Regions from separate parts of the Homo sapiens genome. Here region 2 is linked to region 1. A link is a loop called in an ENCODE intact Hi-C map of the cell type or tissue named here. Cell type or tissue: CD4-positive, alpha-beta T cell. All regions are shown on one strand. Links, peaks and the distances in the headings refer to the core of each region. The heading gives the core; the rest is flanking DNA. Region 1 has its middle 120 kb from the start of TEX13D. Region 2 overlaps TENM1 (teneurin transmembrane protein 1).

Evidence for each region. Hi-C counts contacts between places; a loop is a spot of excess contacts. Peaks named below come from ENCODE experiments on the same cell type or tissue, not always from the same donor. Only the 100,000 strongest peaks of a DNase experiment are listed, where the experiment ranks them.
Region 2: a loop joins it to region 1, with 4 times the contacts of the local background. A loop is called at or near these places in 4 of 110 quality-filtered maps.

What each region holds. Positions count from the first base shown.
Region 1 is chrX:124,206,291-124,217,122 of GRCh38, reverse strand. No RefSeq gene overlaps it. Among named protein-coding and RNA genes, the nearest start is that of TEX13D, 120 kb to the left of the region's middle. RefSeq lists an enhancer at 1-146. In CD4-positive, alpha-beta T cell, for the core only: CTCF peaks have their summits at 5,396 and 5,596 (motif pointing left); DNase peaks (open chromatin) are centred at 4,272 and 5,592; H3K27ac peaks cover 637 bases.
Region 2 is chrX:124,732,588-124,743,419 of GRCh38, reverse strand. It overlaps TENM1 (teneurin transmembrane protein 1), which reads left to right. Exons shown (of 35, transcript NM_001163278.2): 7 at 6,223-6,463. Among named protein-coding and RNA genes, the nearest start is that of SH2D1A, 390 kb to the right of the region's middle. In CD4-positive, alpha-beta T cell, for the core only: no CTCF peak of the experiment used is centred there; DNase peaks (open chromatin) are centred at 6,319 and 6,659; H3K4me3 peaks cover 1,147 bases.

The DNA of each region.
Region 1 (10,832 bases), core at 1,237-9,236:
AGCTATAGGTAACTAACATGTGTCCAGCAGGAGGCCTGGGGCACTGAGGCCCACAAGAAATAAGAATAAGAAAGGTCCTGCCTTTAGAGAGGTTATAAGCTGTTCGATAAGCTGTCTGGTCTCTGCAATTTGATCAGAAGCCCCTTCAGGGCCAAGCCCGTGTATCCCTGGTAACTTCCAGGAGAGGAAAGAGTTCCCAGCAGGCGCCCCCTTGCTGATTGGCTGGTTAAGTGGCTAGAAAAGACCTCTCACGCTGATTCTGTTGTGTTCCCAGTGCAGCTTTTTCTCCACGTTTGGTGTAAAGGAACCTTTATTACATTTCAAACAAACGGTTCCCCTGTGGCCCTGAGAAAGCTCCAGTGATTCCCAGAATGTCTGGCCACCTGTGGCCTTCAAGGTGGCGGAGAGCATTTTCCTCTTAGCCACCAGAAGAAGTAATGTTTCAATGCCAGTAATGATGTTGCTAAGAAAAACCACAGTCAGAAGGAAAGTTTTCCCTCACCCTCCCATCAGTTTGGGGGCAGTCAGAAATCTCACATCCTAGATAGAAAAGCAGCAGAAGAGGAAGTAGGAGACTTGGGTGCCCATCCTAACTTGGCCCCTTATTAGTGGTTAGACTTCAACAAATCACTTCTATCTCTTGGCCTCAGTCTTTTCATCTGTAAAACGAGGGCATTGACTTGAGCAAAGTTTCCCAAACTAAGGTTTGGAAGTCTGAATCTTTTCAATTGTGGGGTTGGAGTGAGGGGTAGATATAATATAATAAAAGAGATACTTGGTAGCAAAAAGACAAGAAACAATGGACTGGATGAACATTTTTTGTTATAATATTTCATGATTCCAGGAAATCCAGTTTTTGTTCATGGGATTGGCTTTAAAATGAAACAGGTGTTTGTTATTTAAAACAACTTCACTTCCAATTAAATTGGGCAAATTGAACACATGCACTTATCTGAGCTCCTTCCTGAGATCCCACAAAAAAAGAACAGGGGATTAAAAGGCCAAATGCAGTGAGTACAAAGGAAAAAGGGGGAGAGGCTATAATAAGCAAGAAGCACACACGCGTGCATGCGTGTACATGTGCAAATATGGAAACTAGAGAATGGCTAAATGAGTGGTTTAGCAGATTAGAAAAAGCCAAAACCCAAGGATGCGGTTTATACTCCAAACCTCAAAAAGCTCAGGTTTTGAGGGTACCAGTTATCTCTGAAAGTGGGAGTTTTGGTATGGAGTTGAAAACAGGATGATAGATTGAACATGATGATAAGAAACAGCCCCCAAATCCCTCCCTCCATCCCAGCAGGGGAGAAAACATTTAAACCAAGCACAGCTGAGGGCCCACTGAGAAGCTATGTTGAAAACTGGGATTAAGTTGGAGTCTGCCTTCTGAACATTGAGACCTCCAGTCCCCATCCTTGACTCAGTTCCCAAAATACTGACAGCCAGGTTACACATGCCAAGCGGAAGATTGGAAGATTCCACTCTGGGAAACTGACTGAACCCAGAGAAATAATTCAGATGATACTGAAGAAGCAGGCAGGATGTCAAATGATGTAGGGTTTTGTAGGCCATATTATAGTTTTTGGATTTAGCCTAAGGACCAGAAAGTCATTCAGGGGTTTTAAGCAGGGGAACAACATGATCGAATTTGCATTTTTTAAAGATGAAAAAGGAGCTAGTGTGGATTTTCAAAAAGTGAAGACCCTGTACCACATTTTGACCAGTTTCAGAGAGGAGGGGAGCTGTGCAGAGATGTGCTGGAGGAGTGCCTATTGGTGACCAAAGACATGGGATGCTGAAGCGATACAGAATGCCACCTGGAAGTTCGTTGGTAATGTGCCTGATCCTGTTTGAGAATGTAGATCACTGGTGGTGGGGTGTTGAAGTGGTAGGTGGGAGAGTAGACTCATGTGGTTTAGAGACTGTTTACATTAATTGAGCAAATAAGTGAAGATTATATTGAAGATAAGTGGCAGGCTTCTCACTGTTGGAGAAGATACTAAAAACAGAAAGGAGGAAGACCAGACCGAATGTTAACATTCTGGGTTGAAATTGGAGGTTTGGGTATAAATTCATGTTTTAAATATATATACTCAGAGAGATATAAAAATAGTTATAGATGTACATATGTGTATATATGCACATGTATGTATTAATATATACATACATATATTTTCCAGCCCTGTCTGCTAAGAGCACCTGCAAGCAATAATAGCCCAGCAGCAATGAGCCCACCAAGAGCTCAGATAATAGTTTTCATATACCACCCTCCACTAAAGAAAAAGTGCTCAAAGAATAATGGGAACAAGTCAAAAGGACACCGAGACCACCTTGAAAGGGGCTCCCAGTGGTCAAATCTGGGAAAATTTGAGCATCAAAATAAACGTTGATAGTAATGGATCGCAACCAATTATACAAAATAGGACTCCATGAGTCCATATTGACATACATACATACATAAATAATAAATAAATAAAGGATAGGGCAGACTATATCTACAAAGATACCCACCACAATATATTCTATCCTATAGGCTGTTCTTACAATGTGATGTTAACAATCTTCCCATCAAGTGGTAAGAGCTATGTCCCCATCCATTGACCCTAGATGGATATTTATGACTGCCTCAACCAACAGAATACAATGGAAATGAAAGCTGTGTGACTTCTGAGGTTGTATTAGAAAAAGGCCATGCACTTCCACCTTGCTCTCTTGGGATACTTGCTGTTAAATCTCAACCCCAATGCTGGGATGAAATCAAGCAGCTACATAGCAAGGCCTCATGTGAGGGTTCTGGCTGGCAGCCTCAGCTGAGGTCCCAGTCAAAAGACAGCAACAACTAGTCAGTCATGTGAGTGATGAACCACCTTGGAACTGGATCCTCTAACCCCAGCTGACTGCCCCAGCTAAAATATCACCTTGCCTAGATTGCAGATTCATGAGCTAAATTCTTGTTGTTTTAAGCCAGTAAATTTGGGTCTAGCTTGATGTACAGCAATAGATAACTGGAACAGAGGAGAAGCCCTTCTGTTCCATACAGTAGAATGCCAACTAATAAGTGTAGAAAGATTGATGGGAATGAGAATCAATATTTGGCCACCATAACATAACTGAATTAACTGCCTGGTTGATTCAGGCAGTTAAGGGTGGTGGGTAGAAGATCGATGAGAAACAGGATGTTGGCATAATCTGGGAATATCTCCCCACAAAATACTGATCAATTACAAAGAGAAAAAAAAGGGACATTGTTATGCTAGAGAAACCTGCAGACACCAATATACCCCGTGATTAGAGTTAACACTACCAGTGACAGGATAGGTTGGCATTGTGTGCTCTCTGATGCAATGCACCAAGAAGAACACAGCATCATTTCTAGGGTATTCCTGCCAAGAAAATGTGGCCTGAGTCTAGTCATAAGGAAACGTGGCTCATCCTACAAAATGTAAAATCAGTAGTTGCTAAAACTGTTGAGGACATGAAAGACAGGAAAAATCTATGGAACTCTCTCCGATTGAAGGAGCCTGAAGAGATACGACAACTAAATACTAGATGGACACTGATGACAACTAATTGCTGGTAACTAAGTGTTCCTGGATGGAATCATGGACCAGAAAGGAAAAGGAGACATTGTTGGGACAGTTGGCAAAGTTTTAATTGGGTCTGCAGATTGAGTGGTAGTGTTGTACCACTGTGGATTTCCTGACCTGGAGAGCTGTATGCTGGTAGGTTAGGAGAGTGGACTTGCTAGGGGAAAGACACACTGGAATATTTAAGGATCATAGAACATCATGTCTTCAGCTTACTCTCAAGTGGTTCAGAAAAAGACTAATGTGTATATATATATACACATTAATATAATAATGTTTATATATTATTTATATATGTAATAATGTTTATATATATATGAGAAAGAGGGAGCAAATGCAGTAAAATGTTAACAAGAATCTAGGTGAAACAGATATGGAAGTTATTTGCACTGCATTTGTAACTTCTCTGTAGGTTTGAAAATATTTCAATATGCAGTATTTTTTAAAACCACACAATTGCTTATTTTACCAAACCATTTCAGATCAAAGACTCATTGCTTAATTTCAACTACTCAACCAATTTTATTCTTCAGGGCAAAGGGGTAAATATACGGCATGCATAACCCCAAACCACAGATATGCAAATCACATTGCAAACCAGGCCCCAATTCATACTAATTCATCAACGTTTCCATGCCTAGTGCTACATCAGCACTCTCAACTCCAACCAAGATACCAGGGTTCACCAACTTCACTTGCAACATTGCAGGTGCTCATTGCACAAAACAGCCCCACCCTCGATATGATGTAACAAAAAGGTTCTCCTTTGTGGTAATAGTCTTTATCTATCATCTGTAAGTTTGGCAAAACTGTAACATCTGTCTCTTATGCCCTTCCCTTTTATTTTCTGCATGGCTCTTCCTTCTGTCACCTCATTTTCTGCTCCTGATGCCCTTATGGCTCAGGTGGTTATTTGTGCTCTTGTAGCTAACATCTTACATAGAAGGCCTGCCCTGTCTTCTCTCGAGATTGTCCTGGTCCACAAACAGATAAGTTTGACTACATGGATATTCAAATAGTAAGTAACTATACAAAAGAAATTCAACAATATTAATAATTAAATAATACAAATTAAACCCCAATGTAGTTATTAGTTTTAAATTAGTACCAGTCTTTACAGCAGCATGATGGTAATATATATTGAGGATCATGAAACTATTCATGCCTTGTGTCATGCATTTTGATACAATAATCCTACTTTTAGAGTAGTTACCAGAAACATTATTCAGAAAATAAAGTGTTATTTATAATGTTGAAAAGATGCAAGTAATATAAGTATGTGATGTTCATGCATTTTTTTCAACAAATAATTACTGAGAACTTTCTATGACCAAGTATCTAATAGAATAGAGCAGTGTTGAAGTGTTATGACAAATCAACACGATGAAATGTTGTATAACCATTAAAATACTAAGTAGAATCACTCATAGAAAAGTGTTTATGGAATGATGTCAAATAGAATTCAAAACTTTATAGACACTACATAGACTATGTACAGACTATAAATTATAATAAATAATATAAAACTGTGTATGGACTGTAAAGTATAAAATTTAAAAATTGTATAGGCGCTATATAAAACTGTACAAGGTATAAATTAAAATATAATAAACTTTGTTAGGTGCTTAAGTATCTCATTTAAATGCTCACAGAAACTCCAGTGTTATTGTCCCCATGGTACAGATAAAGAAACTGAGGCTCATGGGGATTATAATACAACACTAGACTGCGAGTTCCACAAACTAACATTTTTGTCTGTACTGTATCCCGTGTCCAGAACAGTGCCTCACATATACCAGACACTCAGTAAATAGTTCTTGACTACCTGAAGTGGCTGAGTCATGATTGGGACCCAGTTCCCTATCAGAGCTAATACTGTCATTCAAATAAACTAGATCCATCAGGACCTCAGAATGAATTCAGAGATGGGCTTAAAGAGTTTCAAGTTCTTTGCTGGGTTGCAAGAGCCTCATGTCCTTTCCTCTCCTTTCCTTTCTCTTTTACTGTCTGCCCTCTGGTGGAGATACTAATGAGTAGCAGAAGTCACGGAAGAAAGGGCCAGGGTCATCAATGACTGCACAGATCACTTATGTCTTACCTGTATGTAATTAACACCTGTTCTCTAGTTTTGTCTGTTCTCTAGCTGTAAAAACAAGTGGACATATTTTCACCAAATTTGAAGGTTATTTTCAAGATGGTCTGGCTTAAAATACATCATATTAGCACAATTTACTTTGGGGATGCTGTAGGGCACATTGATTATTTTTTTCCTTGCATTGAGCTTTGTGGCCCATCATTTTATGGATTTGTATGAGTTAAGAAACTTACACTTTTTGAATTTTTCTAAAATATCACAGATTAAAGAGAATATTCAAAAATTTCATCAATTTTTCAAAATAACTTTTTTCTCCACACAATGAATAAATTTAAATGCTACAAAATTTGTCCCAAAGATGAAAATATCTTAGTTTCAAATCACCAAGAGTATTTGTTTTCTTTTACCAAGAATAGGAAGTCATAACCAATAGTATTTTAAATTAGAATTTTTATGGATCTGGAAACCCAATTTTAAAGGGACACCCGTGCAAGGGCCAATTGCAAAGACAGGCTCTTTCAAGGGCAAATAAAATTGCAGTAAGAAGAATGCTTGGAGGAAGATGAGAAGAATCGTGTTCTTTCACAGGCAATTGAAACCAAAGTTCAGTTCAAAGAGACATTTGGCTGCTGATCAGGAGATACATGAGATATGAATTCAGATGCTTCTGTAAGAGAAAAGAGTGCTTTTACATTTGAACTCCAAATCAATTATGCCAAAGAATCTACACTAGTTCTATGTCTGGAATCTGAAAGGAGAGTCTAAATGTTTCAAGAGAAAGGTCATGTTGAAACCAATTACTAAGCCCCCAAAGTTACTAAAATTGTTATTAATGGAGCAGTTTCCACAATTCCAATAATTTAAGACAAGATCAGAGCTTAAACTGTGTATGTCAACGGGGTACAATAGGAATCAGTATTTAATTCTCCCAAACCACTGGTTCCTTCAAACTACTGCTTCATCTTTTAAAGGCCGTAAGTACCAAGTGAATATCTTTTTCACCCATGGCTATTAATAAGTCCCAAATGCAAATGCCTCAAATAATTGGCATTGGTTTTTGATAGAGCTGCTTCTCACATAGGCAACACTATGTAATGTGTGCCTGAGTGGTGAGCAACAAGGATTTACCCAAATTTACTCAGGAGTATAACAATAACTATGACCTCTAAAGAAACTTGTTACAAAGTTGGAAATTATTAAAGCTCTGAATTAATTCAACTAGACAAAATCATCATAATGTTAACGTTAGTGTTTTTATTGTTTCTATTAAACTTTATTTAATGATAGTTAATTATTCTCCTGTGGAGCACTGGGAGTCTCCTAGAGTCTCTTTTTTTTCTTGGCACTTATAATGAAGGCAGAGAGTTAACTCCCAGTTTTCTTTCTTATTGACAAAAGAGATCAGCGCATTAAACACTTGGAAAGCCCTCCCCGGTGACTAGTACAGCCCTTGGCAAATAGTAAGTACTTAATAAATATTTGCCAAATGATTTAATGAACCACCCTTATATGAGTTGGAGTTTTTTGGTTGTGACAAAACCCAACTCTGGCTAACTTAGGAAAAGAGGGAATTTATTTGAAGGCTACAGGGCAGCGAACAGGTTTAAGAAGAGACTGGAAAAACCAACTCCTCAGAAACCAAAGCAGAAACCAGGGAGCTCCAGAAGATGTAGAGCAAGAACTGCTTAACACTTTATGCGGTCTTTTTATTACTCCATTCATAGATCAAATTCAAGAGGAAGCTTCTAATTGACCTAGCTTGGGTCCACATCACTACTCCTACACTAGGAGAGGGCAGGGTATCTTGATCAATATTCCTACCAGAATTTATCCAGGGTCAAAAAAAGAATCTTCCCAAAGGAAATGGGCATGCTTCTGCCAAAAGAAGGTAGAATGGATACAGAACAGGAAGGAAGGAAGGAAGGAAGGAAGGAAGGAAGGAAGGGAGGGAGGGAGGGAGGGAGGGAGGGAGGGAGGGAAGGAGGAAGGAAGGAAGGAATTTTTCTCTTTTTTTTCCTTTTTCTTTTTTTTTTTTTTTTTTTGAGATGGAGCCTTGCTCTGTTGCCCAGGCTAGAGCGCAGTGTCTCGATCTTGGCTTATTCCAACCTCCGCCTCCCGGGTTTAAGCGATTCTCCTGCCTCAGCTTCCCAAGTAGCTGGGATTACAGGTGCCCACCACCATGCCTGGCTAATTTTTGTATTTTTAGTAGAGACAGGGTTTTACCATGTTGGCCAGGCTGGTCTCCAACTCCTGACCAAAGGTGATCCCCCGCCAATCTCAGCCTCCCAAAGTACTGGGATTATAGGCGTGAGCCACCATGCCCAGCCAGGAATTTTTCTAAGTATTAAGTAAGAAGGTACTTAAAAGAAAATACTTAGAAAGTTATAAAAATTACTAAGTAATATATTAAAGTATTATCTTAGAGTTGATCCAATCTGATAGGATTAGTGTCCTCATAAGAAGAGACACCAGAGAGTGCTCGTTCTCCCCTCCTCTTCTCCCTCCTTTACCCTCCCCCTCTTCCTTCCTCTTTCCACACAAGCACACCAAGGAGGCCACGTGAGCACACAGAGGGAAGGCAGCTGTCTGCAACCCAAGGGGAGAACACTCATCAGACACCCACCCTGCTGGAACTTGACGGTGGTTTTCCAGTCTCCACAACTGTGAGAAAATAAATTTCTGTTGGGCAAGCCTCCCGCTCTATGGTAGTTTGTTATGGCAGCCTGAGCAGATGAATATATCCACCATCAAAATTGATGAGACAACCGAATAATTTCACAAAAATGCCTTCCAGAGAAAAATACTTAAAATAACTGCTTAGAGATAAGTTGCATTATTTTAGTACATTTATAATTAAAATAGAATAGGCTATAATAACCATCAATCATTACACAGGAATCTCTGAAAGACCTGACTGCCAAAGACTGCTACGTTTTCAATGTTATTATCAAAATATGATACTGGTAATAGTTCAAATTGGTAGGGAAAGCATGAATTGTTCAATAAATTGTACAGCACTACTTGGAAAAAAATAGTTAAACTCTCACTTCATGCCCAAAGCACAAAAAATTATAGATGCTTTTAAAACCTTCATTTAAAAATAAAAGCTCAGACCAGGCACAGTGGCTCATGCCTGTAATCCCACCACTTTGGGAGGCCAGCGCAGTCAGATCACTTGAGCTCAGGAGTTCGAGACCAGCCTGGGCAACTAGTGAAACACCGTCTCTATGAAAAATTAGCCAGGCGTGGTGGCGCACAATTGTGGTCCCAGCTACTCGGGAGGCTGAGGTAGGAGGATTGCTTGGGCCTGGGAAGCAGAGGTTGCAACAAGCCGAGATCATGCCACTCTACTCCCAGAATGGGAGACACAGTGAGACCCTGCTTCAAAAACAAAAATTTTTTTAATTAAAAAATAAGAGCTCAGAAGCATTAGAGGAAAACACTGAAAATATTTTTATAATGTTGGAGTGGGAGATATCTTCTTAAGATTCAAATTCAAAAGCCATAAGAAAAAACATTAACACATGTATGTAAAAATTTGCACATGTATGTAAAAATTTACACATGTATGTGTATGTATGTAAAAATTAACACATGTATGTAAAAATTTTCAACTTCTGTACAGAAAAAGATAACACAAGGAAATTTAGTAGATAGACAAAAGACTGAAAGAAAATATTTGCAGCATATTAAAAAAGAATTTTATATCCACCACATATAGTTTCTACAAATTAATAAAACACCAACCACATAATAGAAATATATACATTCACAATATTATGCAACCACCACCACTATCTAATTCCAGAACATTTAATCACCCCAAAAGTAACTTATACACATTAAAAAGTCACTCCCATTCCTTCCCACCCCCAGCTCCTGGTAACCATTAATCTACATTCCAAATAAATCTACGCTCTCCATAAATCTATGGATTTACCTATTCTGCACATTTCATGTAAATGGAATCATACAATATGTGACCTTTTGTTTCTGGCTACTTTCACTTACCATAATTTTTTAGGGTTCATCCACATTGTATCATGTATCTGTATTTCATTCATTTTTAGAGTTGAATAATTGAAATTTGGGTTGCTTCCACTTTTTGGATGCTATGAATAATGCTGCTATTTGCGTACAAGTTTTTGTGTGAATATATATTACCAGTTTTCTCAAGTATGTATCTAGGAGTTGAATTGCTATATGGTCATTCTATGTTTAATTTATTGAGGAACTAATAAACTTTTCAACAACAGCTGCACCATTTTACATTCCCGTCAACAATGTGTGAGGGTTCTCATTTCTCCAAATCCTTTCCAAAATTTATTTTCACTTTTTAAAAAATTACAGCCATGCTAGAGAAGTAGTATCTCATTATGGTTTTTATTCATATTCTTCTATTGGCTAATGATGTTAAGCATCTGTTCATATGCTTATTGTTCACTTTTATATACTCCACGGAAAAAAATGTCTATTTCTTTGTTCATTTTGATTGGGTTGTTTTTTGTTGTTGAGTTGTAATTTTATATGTATTTGGGATTCTAGACTGTTATCAGATTTCCAAATATTTTCTGTGATTCTATGGGTTGTCTTTTCACTTTCTTGATGTGTCCATGAAAGCATAAAGTTTTAAATTTTGATGAAGTCCAATTTATCTTTTTTCCCCTTTTTTTCCTTGTGCTTTTGGTTTCATACTTAAGAAACCATTGCCGACTAGGTGTGGTGGCTTCGTGCCTGTAATCCCAGTACTTTGGGAGGCTGAAGCAGGAGGATCACTGGAGACCAGGAGTTCAAGACCAGCCCGGGCAACATAGTAAGACCCTGTCTCTACAAAAAAAAAAAAAAAAATGTAATAGCCCGGTGTGGTGGCACCCACCTGTAGCCCTAGCTACTCAAGAGGCTGAGGCAGGAGGATTGCTTGAGCCCAGGATTTCAAAGCTGGAGTTAGCTATGATCATGCCACTGCACTCCAGCCTGGGTGACAGAGAAAGACCGTCTCCTAAACAAACAAACAAAAAAGACAACAAGCATTGGTGTGGATTAGGAGTAATTAAAAGCACCTTTATACACTGTTGGTGGGAATGCAAAATGATGCAGATGCTATGGAAAACAGAATGAAGGTTCCTCATAAAACTAAAAATAGAACTACC
Region 2 (10,832 bases), core at 1,836-9,835, 530 kb before region 1:
GCCCATTTATACATAAGTATTTATTAAGCATTACCTATCGAATGGACTTTATTTCCATTCTCAATCCAATGGTTTATTTAACTGATAAATCTGCTTTTAATAAAGGATGTTGGTATATTAATATTAAAGCAGTATTATTTGAGCCAGAAAAGTGATAAACTGTATTGTTTATTTTCTTCTGAAAACCAGTTTTCTTACCTTTTTATTCTTTTGAGCCTCTAATAATAATTACGAGGTTGAGAACAGAACAGCCAGATACATTTAAGTCTAATTTGATGATCATTGAGCACTATGAAGTTAATGGATATTAGCCGTAACATGCAAATCTTAAAACTACCTGCTCACAAGTTACAAAAGCTCTTTGTGACAGGTAAAATACCATTAAGTAGTAACATACATTTTGAGTTAGTAGTAATAGTTAATATTAATAAGAAAATATCTTCTCTTTCTTTTAAGCCTGTTTCCTTTTACCCCCTACTCCTGCCTAGAAGGGGAGGGCAGCTCAGAAAAGCAACCTCAGGAACCAAAGACTTCTAATTGGCCTTGAGAGATCTGACATAAGTAGTATGGCAATAACTCTTGGTGCCCTGATGTTCTTTGCACGTGTAGATTATATGGTCTTCAGAGGCATTAATTAATATTGCCTCATAAGAGCTCAGGAAGGTGGTTAAATACTAATACAGGCCCATAATCCCTTATCCAAAACCTTTGGGGTCCACTTTTTTCAGAATTTAGAATTTTTCAAATTTTACAAAGGTGCTGCTGTACATATACTGTATATTATATATACACTCACCCAGAGTGAGGTATGGGCCAGCACCCCTTAATAAAATGCATTAATACTTTCTTACCTAAATGTATGAAAATTCACAAAATAAGATAAATAAATGAAGACTATAAATGTCCTCATATCACTTCAGGTCAGGCTTTGCCACCAAAATTTATGAAATTAGATAAATAAGTAAAGACCATAAATATCCTCAAAGCATTTCAGGTCAGCTTTTGCCACCCAGTGAGTTAGGGGAAAACAAACTCATTTTTCAGAGATTCTTTGATTCCATAGTTGTAGATAAAGAATTGTGGAGCTACCCTTCCCCTTGGCCAAGGAGATAATGAAACACATACTAAGACCAGGAAGTACAGACATGATTTCTGACTCTCCGTGACCTTTTTCTAGAGCTATAGGAATATATGTGCCCCTTTTGACAACGTACACTGCATAGTAACCTTGGGAAAAAACATATTTAGGGAAGGTATTGTCACAGTGTCACTAAAGAAAAGAATGATCAATTTAGTACATGGATTTCAGAAAAGCTAGCCATGTATCTACTTTGGTCAAATTTTTCAAGAAAAATGTCTATTTGGCATTACTGTAATACTGACAATATTTATTTTTAACACCTACCGAAAATTATTTTGCATGTACAGCCAGTGCTGCTACAGTGCTCGTTTTATAAAGGTTAATTTTTTCCTTTGCCATTGGGATGTTTGAGAACAGTTTGAACTTAAGACAAATTTTGCGTTTGCATATGCGCAATTCCATCTGTTAAAAGCACTAGATGAATGCAGAAAACTGCATACAGCAGAATGAACTGCGTAAGAATACACAAAATGGGCACATGTATATACCTGCAATATCCATCAGCTATTTCAGCTCACCACATGTGGATAGGAGCCTGTCCCATCCACATCTGGTATTTAGAAGTTTCCGTCCTAATCAGATAACTTTCCTTTTCACCACTTCACAATAACTCACAATTTGCAACTCTTCTGGCACCCACTTTCACAAGATAAAGTGTCATATTTGGTATGGCATTCGCGTATCCCTTAACCATTAATATATGACAAACTATGCTGTCATTCTTATTAGGTTCCTTTTTTTTTAATGCGTCATTGATTATGTTTCTGAATGTTGCATCCCTAACTTCATTTTTTCCATAACCCTTTGGTTAGGTGTGATTTTGCATAGTGCAGTGAATTGCAGAAATGCATGCTTTGTCTTGTAGCAGAACTGACTGTATATGTTAATGAAATGTAAGGGACAAAACACCCTGATAGACACTCTGATAAGTTGCCACAGTATTTCTGAGCAGAGATACTCTAATTTCTTGTGAAAGCTTTCTCTAACACATTATCCAAAATAAGGTGTATTGGCAAAAAGAGAAGAAAAGGAAAAAAGAAAAAACTATGCGTGACACGTTTCTTCTTGCACTTACCTTTTGGAGACAGAGGCAATGTTGTTTCTGAAGGCTTATACTTCTATTAGTAGCTCTGCCACACTTAAAATGTCTCAAATCTACAGTTTGGAGGAATTTTGCTCCTGAGAAATTATCTTACCAAGTTATTTTAGGACCTCAAACCTGAAACTGGCTACTATCCAAGTATATTATGTGAATTAGACCTTTCCATTTGAAAACTTAATTTATTTTCAGAAAGCTTTGTAAGTAAGTCTGGATATCTACATTTGCATAATCACCACTCCCCCCTTCTCCCTTCCTCTCTCTGGGGCACAGAAGTGTATGGTTGCCAGATACATTTGGAAGTGAGTGTATGTGACTCGCAAACCCCTAGAATTGGTGTTCTAGAGCTTCTGACACTGAACACTAATGTATTTTTCATTAGTGTTTAATGTTGGGAAATCCCATTTCATGGATCCCAAGTATTAAATTACTTCATTTGGGAGGGAACAAGTGCATTCCCCATCTTTTTCCTGAGGTGAAAAAAAGAATGAATCTGAGATCATTTGCATTTCATAAAGGCTTAAGGTCTGGATGTATTCCACTCAGTGCAACAATCCAATATTGTGAAAGCGTTTAAAGACAATATGAACTAGCAGGGAAACTTCCACATATTTGAAATGTGGAAATAAAAATACACAGTAAAATAGATGAAAATCAAAATATCCATATATGTATATGGATATGCATTATACGTAGATAATCTAAATGACTAGACAAAGCCATTCTACCTGCAACAGAAATAATAATACTATGATTGCACTTTTCAATGAAGTAAAATTTTTATCATTTTTCATAATAGAGTTGCAAAGATTGTGAGGTAATCTAGCAGGCAATAAATCTGATGTCAATGAGATATTCTTTTTCTTTTGAACAACTGTACTGAAGAGAAACCCTTTCTCTTGCACAACTGTGCTGACAGAAACCCCTACTGATTAAGCTAGTAAATGTCATGCATGTTGTTTAGAGGGGTTCTGAGCACAAGACCTCAAATTGACTCCTCTTTTTCTTCTAACCTTGGACTTGCACCTTTTCCTCCCTTCCCTCGGGTCATTAAGTGCTCTCCCACACGTGGCATTAGACAGTAGATCTGTAGTGTGTCACTGGTGCTTTTTTCACATCATGAAGGGGCATCATTTTAAGCACCTTCTTCAGAGTATCATTGTCCTTTGTCATGGCTCTGGGAGGCATTCCACTAAGATCTTCAAGGGGAAAACCTACTTCTCTGTCAATTGAATAGATAGCCAGTGGCTACATCAGAATGAGAGCCAAAGGGAACACAGAAGGTGATTATCTGGGTCCCATGATCCAGTCAAACCCTCTTCTATTAGCAAAAGATTTTAGAGATCTTGCTCTGTACCCAGTACTTTGCTCAATGTCATACAGCATACAGGAGAAGTAGAAGGAAACCTTATTCTAAGAAACATGCAGTCTATTTTGGGAGAAAAGGCAAAACACATAGAATATGATGGGGATGCTATAATATTGCCAACTCAGGGATCAAATTTATGGCAAAAATAGTAAATGTTAAAGTCATAGAAGAGAGTCATGTTTATGTTCCGAAGTAGCATAATGGAAAGAGTGCTGGGCAGAGTACTGGGATTTCAGATAACATAACCCATGGGGGTGGGGGAGAGTTTTAAGTTCAGTCTATCTGTTAAAATGTCACTTAATTTACAAAAACACGTACAGAAAAAGAGTAAAGAAATCATCTGGCATGGGCAGGAAAAAGTATCCAAGTTGAATGACCTTGAGCAAGTCAGTTCACCTCTTTGGGTCTTGGGTTTCTCATCTGTAAAATGGCGAGTGGAGAGAGGCAAGCTTAACTAGGTGATCCCTATGATTTCTTCCAGCCTTATAGTTTTATACTTTTATACTTTTATTACATTCAATAAAGAAATAGTCAATAAAATGCATGCTCAAGCACATTTTACATGAATTAAATTTAATTGTTAGGAAAAGGGATTATTATTATCCTTATTTTACAAATGAGGGGTTAAAGCTTCTAAAGGGTAGAGGCAGAACTTAAACCCAGATTTGCCATACATCCCAGTCCAAGTCCTCTCCTCTTTCCACTGTGCTGTGTTGCATACCATTACACCACACTGCCTTCCTTTCTACATTTAAGGAGTCATGGTCAAAGAGAAAAGCAGACGTAATAAACCTAAGTGAAAAATCAAGAAAATGTGGACAATTCTTTGTCTCTAAATCTTATGAAGGAAAAGAGAACTCATATTACAGAGATCTGCAATACAGGGAATGGAGCATTAGCCAGAGAGTCAAGAGATGTGAGTTCTAGTCCTGGCCATGCCACTAACTTGCCAAGTGTCCCTGGACTTGTTTTCTCATTTGCAAAATGAGAGCATCTCCAAAGTCCTTTGGGTTTCAACATTCTATGCTTCTTTGAGTCCCCAAAATGGAAAGCACACTTCTAGTTACGGTTATGAGTATGAGCCCAGAGGTTTAAAAAAAGTTAATGAGATGTTAAGTATTTGTGATGATTTTTTTTAGTGAATATGGGATTTGAGCTGGGCCTGGAATAATGGGGGTGACTTAGGAAATTCATGAAACATTTTAGTTCTTTTAAAATATACAAGGATAGCTGACCATCTAAAGGAATCCTTTTTATAAAATGAATGATCACCACTCCCTTCTCTATCTATCTTTTGTACAATTCAGATTTTCATATAGTGAGTTTATTTAAAGGGAGAGCCACCTGTGCTAGAAAATACAGCCAAGAATTTGTCATGCTCTTGGGAGGCTAATATCGTTTTTAAAAATAAAAAACCATGCCAATGTCTTTAAAATTCAAGTTTGAAGTAAAAAGATTGAAAGAAGTGATTTTTTTTTTTTCTGTGATCAGCCACTGCAAAGTGGGCCTCAGCACAAACCAGCTGAGTCCTTTGCTAGGCATCGAAAGCCTCTGGCGTTTTTCTGCTTTTCAACTCTCAGTCATTTGGGAGGTGGGACAAGGCCATGCTGTCCACAAAGTTTATCCAGAACGTGCTGGTGTTACAAGAAATCACTTGACATCTATTATGTTTCTCCTGTGGAAGAGAGGTGGCTATCAGCTACAATAGTGATTTCTTTTTAAAGGGGTTTAATTGAGGTATTTCTCATGGGCCAAATTCTAACTCACTGTCTTTACGTGTGCCTGCCAGGAAAACAATGGAAAAATACCAAGCAATAGCAACAATAGAAGCCTGAGGACCGCTGTCCCAGGCTGCCCCTCTGCAAACGAGCAGAAAAAAAATCTGTTTCCTTGCTGCCTAAGCTGCCGCTAACATGGCAGAGCTCCTAGAAAGGTGTGGCAAAGGAAAAAAGTTGCAGACTGTGCTTTGCATGACCATGGAAATATGTATAACAACTTGAACAAACTTCTTTTAGCCTACCTTTTACAAGTAGCACTCTAGTTGGGGGGCTGACAAAGAGATTAGTTTCACACAGCCAAGCGACACACTCGTGAGCTGTTTTTCTAAAATATGGATTTGCTCCCGTATAGGCAAGCTCACATCCTTTCCTGAGGTAAGCCAGAAGGTGGCCTTATATTTTTATTTGAAGTGCCGAATGATTTTCCTTGCAACAAATTTGTGCCTTTTACTAGCATTTTCTGAAGTGAGAATTTTGCAACTGATGGAAATCAGCTCACTTCTGTTCTGTAACTTGGTGTCTTGTTGATGATTTATTTGTTCAGTAGCAGAAACTATGACAAATGGTGTGAGGCGGCCTCATTTACTTTTTAGCTGCTATAGCCCTAAAGAATTTACATGTAAATGCAACTGTGAATGTTTTACATTTCATAAGCATGCTGCACGTGCTTTTGTAAGTTAAGTGGCATTTTTACAGATAGACTGAACTTAAAACAACCTCCCTCACCCCACAGGTTTTATTATCTGAAATCCTGGTAAGTCTGTCATGCTGGTTTCCCTGACTGCCAAGTGGGAGAGTAAGTCTCTATTTTATGTTTCTCTTCTCTCCTCTTTAGATGTGCAGAGCAGCCCACACAACCAGTTCACCTTCAGACCCCTCCCACCGCCACCTCCGCCTCCTCATGCCTGCACCTGTGCCAGGAAGCCACCCCCTGCAGCGGACTCTCTTCAGAGGAGATCAATGACTACCCGCAGCCAGCCCAGCCCAGCTGCTCCAGCTCCCCCAACCAGCACGCAGGATTCAGTCCATCTGCATAACAGCTGGGTCCTGAACAGCAACATACCATTGGAGACCAGGTACTTGAGCTATTATTGATCCCACTAAACTTAAGTATTGGCAGAGGATGGTTCTACTGATTGCAGAAACTCATTTCATCACACACATCTGCAGAGACACACAAATGCACAAACCGATACACACCCAGATGCATGGGCAAAAAGGAAGACTCCTTCACAGGCGCAGATGTGCAAACAGACACAAACATCTAGATCCAGCCACAGCCACAGACCAAAGCAGATACACGTGAAAAGATGAAGCCGCAGATACATAAACACCCTGCTGTCACATATCCACAAAAACATAAAACAAAGCAATTATCTAAGCTGTCACTGCAGCCTCAAAGTGAAAGGCAATTGTCCCTTGTTTTAAAAAACTGCAGTATTACAAGAAAACCCAAACACAACTGGAGGAGGAGTGATCATTTCTATTTTATTTATTGTAAGATTCTTTGAAAAAATAAGTTGCCTTCAAACATTAAAAAAAAAAAGGATCAGCCTCATGTAATGGAAGTATATGTGTAAGTTTAAAAACTAAATTCTGCCTTTAGGGTGAAGCTTTTGGTCTTTTGAGCAAAAAAGTTTGCCTCTGTTTTTCTTCACATGTTTAGATTTCTAGATTGACTCCTCAGAGCTTTGTCATGATAAAAGTTCTACTCTTTGCAGTTCTAGGTCCCTTGATCATGATAGATTTTAGCACCAGATACAATTAATAAAGAAATTATTCATCATTTCTAGTCACTTTCTTAAATCAAACATTACAACTTTATATTGACATAGAAAAACACTAACTAATAAAACATAGATTCTATTTTCTTTGAAATTCAAGGACTTCCCCTTGTTTTTTTGTGTGCCTTATTTAGTTCTACAATGGAAGCTTTTATTTTTGTTTTATTTTTATAGATTCGGGGATACATGTGCATGTTTGTTACATGGATATATTGTGCAGTGGTGAGGTTTGGGCTTCTAGTGTACCCTCACCTAAAGGGTGAACATTGTACCCAATAGGTAATTTTCTAACCCTCACTCCCCGCCCATCCTCCCTTTTTTGGAGTCCCAAGGGTCTATCATTTCCATTTTTATGTCCATGAATAGCCATTGTTTAACTCCCAGTTATAAGTGAGAACATGTGGTATTTGATTTTCTGTTACTGAGTTAGCTTACTTTGAATAATGGCCTACAGCTCTATCCATGTTGCTGCAAAAAACATGATTTTTTTTTAAGGCTCTGTGGTACTCTATGGTGTATATATACCACATTTTCTTCATCCAATTATTCATTGATGGACACTTAGGTTGATTCCATGATTTTGCTCTTGTGTATTGTGCTGTGATAAACACATGCATGCAGGTGTCTTTTTGATATAATGATTTATTTTTCTTTGGGTAGATACCCAGAAGTGCATTGATGAATCAAATGGAAGTTCTATTAAAAATCGCCATACTGTTTTCCAGAGGTTGTGTTAATTTTTATTCCCACCAACAGTGTATAAGCATTGCCTTTTCTCCACATTTTCACCAATACCTGTTGTTTTTTGACTTTTTAATAATAGCCATTCTGAATGGTATGAGATCGTATTTCATTGTGGTCTTAATTTGCATTTCTCTGATAATTAATAATGTTGAGCATTTTTTCATCTGTTTGTTGACCACTTATACAGCACCTTTTGAGAAATGTCTGTTCATGTCCTTTGCCCACTTTTTAACAGGAATTTTTGGGTATTTTTTTCTTGTTGATTTGTTTAAGTTCCTTGTAGATTCTGGATATTAGTCCTTTCTTGGATGCATTGTTTGCAAATATTTTCTCCCATTCTGTGTGTTGTCTGTTTACTCTGTTGATTATTTATTTTGCTATGCAGAAGCTTTTTAGCTTAATTAAGCCAAATTTGTCTATTTTTGTTGTTGTTGCATTTGCTTTTGAGGTCTTGGTCATAAAATTTCTTGCCTAGGCCAATGTCCTGAAGAGTTTTTTCCTAGGCTGTCTTCTAGTATTTTTATAGTTTCTGGTGTTATATTTAAGTATTTAATCCATCTTGAGTTAATTTTTGTATACAGTGAGGGATAGGAGTCCAGTTTCCTTCTACCTATAGCTATCCAATTTACAGAAACTTTTTCTAAAGACATTTGTATGTAAAAAATGGGTATAATATACTACTTGATAAACAATGTCTGGTATCACCTTCTAATCTGATCTCTGGGAATTGGAATGGAAAGAGAAGGACTAGTCAACTCTCCTAAGACTGGTTGTTATTGTTTTTGTTGTTTAGCAGCATATTAAATTAAATACCAACCATGGCATCAGAGAATATTTCACCATCAACAAACTGCAAGTACTATGGCCCATGTCCAGGAAACAGTATCATCCATCACTTACCAGATTAAATGGTTTCATAAAGGGTGATTTCTGCTACATTCCAAGAGAAAAATATAGCAGTCAGCACCTATGGTGACAATAACCCAATTAGAACTATACTAGTGATAGAGTTTCTGTATTTATTTATTTATTTATTTATTTATTTATTTATTTATTTGAGACAGTCTCCTTCTGTCGCCCAGGCTGGAGTGCGGTGGCAAGATCTTGGCTCACTACAACCTCCACTTCCTGGATTCAAACGATTCTCCTGCCTCAGCGTCCAGAGTAGCTGGGACTATAGGCATATGCCACCACGCCCAGCTAATTTTTGTATTTTTAGTAGAGACAGGGTTTCACCATATTGGCTAGACTGGTCTTGAATTCCGGACCTTGTGATCTGCCCGCCTCACCCTCCCAAAGTGCTGGGATTACAGGCGTGAGCCACCGTGCCCAGCCCTGTATCTTTTCTTTTCTTTTCTTTTCTTTCTTTTTTAATTGAAAGGGGGAGGTGAGTAAAGGGTAAAATGCAAAGAACAATGTATATCTTCTTCAAGGAGTTTTCAAACAGTGGTTATTTCCTCATTTTACTTTTAGTTCATTTGCAGAGCTTAGTGATAGAGAGCTGAGGAAACAACAGGGCAATATGGTTAAGTAGCAGTTCTGACAAGCAAACACACTCCTTTCGTCTTTGAAGCCAAATAACAGAAAATCTGGGAGAGAGTGGGGAATGGGTTCAGGCAAATGGAGAGAGAAAATTATTCTTATTTGAAATGTACATCTAGGCATGTTTGTACAAACTGCACCCACGGACCTTCTGTATCTATGCAAGGAATATATTAATTGGTCTCAGTTTCTTAAGACGCAGAGAAGAACATAAGTTTTCATGTAAGAGTGAACAGAGTACCTTTTTAGTACATTTGAACATATATTTAGCATCACAATGATGATTTTTTAAAAGCCAGAAACGTTATTAGCTCTATCAACTAGCATTGTTCAAATATAGCCTTTAAAATGTTCATTTCTCATGTAGTCAATAAAGGTAACTGTGGGTATCCAGGAACTTATACATGAACTGTGTAACAGAACCTGTCTGAGCCTCAGCCTCCTCATCTGTAAAAATGAATATACAAATGCCTGACTTCCTAATTAGGAAAATCAAACTAACGTAGTAGAAAGTGCCTCATATACTGTAAAGCACTACACAATTAAAAGGTAACATTACTATCCCTACTAAGTGGCCACTTGCCTTTGCATAAATATCTCCAAAATAGGTAATTGGCTTATTCCTAAGTTATTCCACTCTACCTCAAACAACTACTAGAAGATTCTTTTTGAACCAAAATCTATCCCTTCTTAACTCTGCCCATTTTTCTCAAATCTAATTTTAGGGTCTCACAGAATAAGTAAAATTCCCCTTACAACTGACAGCCCTTCACTATTCTTGAGTCCTCTATTCTTTGTGCTAAATGTTTCCCCAATTCCTTCAACCTGTTCCTCACATTAATGGGTTTCAAATCTCCCTTCCTGGTCTCTTTCTTTAGAACACTCCAGTTTGTCCAAACTGCTCTTGAAATGTAATGTTCAAGGCTGAATGCAGGTGTGGGTTCTTATTAGCCTCTCTGGTTGCAAGAAGCCAGAGACATTCAGGTTGCCTCGAGTAATTGAGAACATCTTTTCAGTGTATGTGTTGTCAGTCCCCGGGAACGCGGGAAACTCTGGTCAATCCCCAAAGGAAAGGCAAAGACTGTGGATCTCTAGCATTAATAAGACTCAGCAGTTCTCTGCATTTTTGCTCCTCTCTGTCTGTTTCTTTGTCCAATAGCTTATTCTTTCCATCAGCTCAATATTTATTTTGTCTACCACATAGTTTCTACTATCTCATAACGATGTCTTTTCTCCACTGTACCACATGACTCCAAGAGTACCTCCTCACACCTCTCACCTCATCCCTTCAGCTGCATGTCCCATTGCTAACTGCATTATTATCTTGGTCACTGTAGGCTCAAAACCCTAAGAGGGAATTTGATTAGCCCAGTTC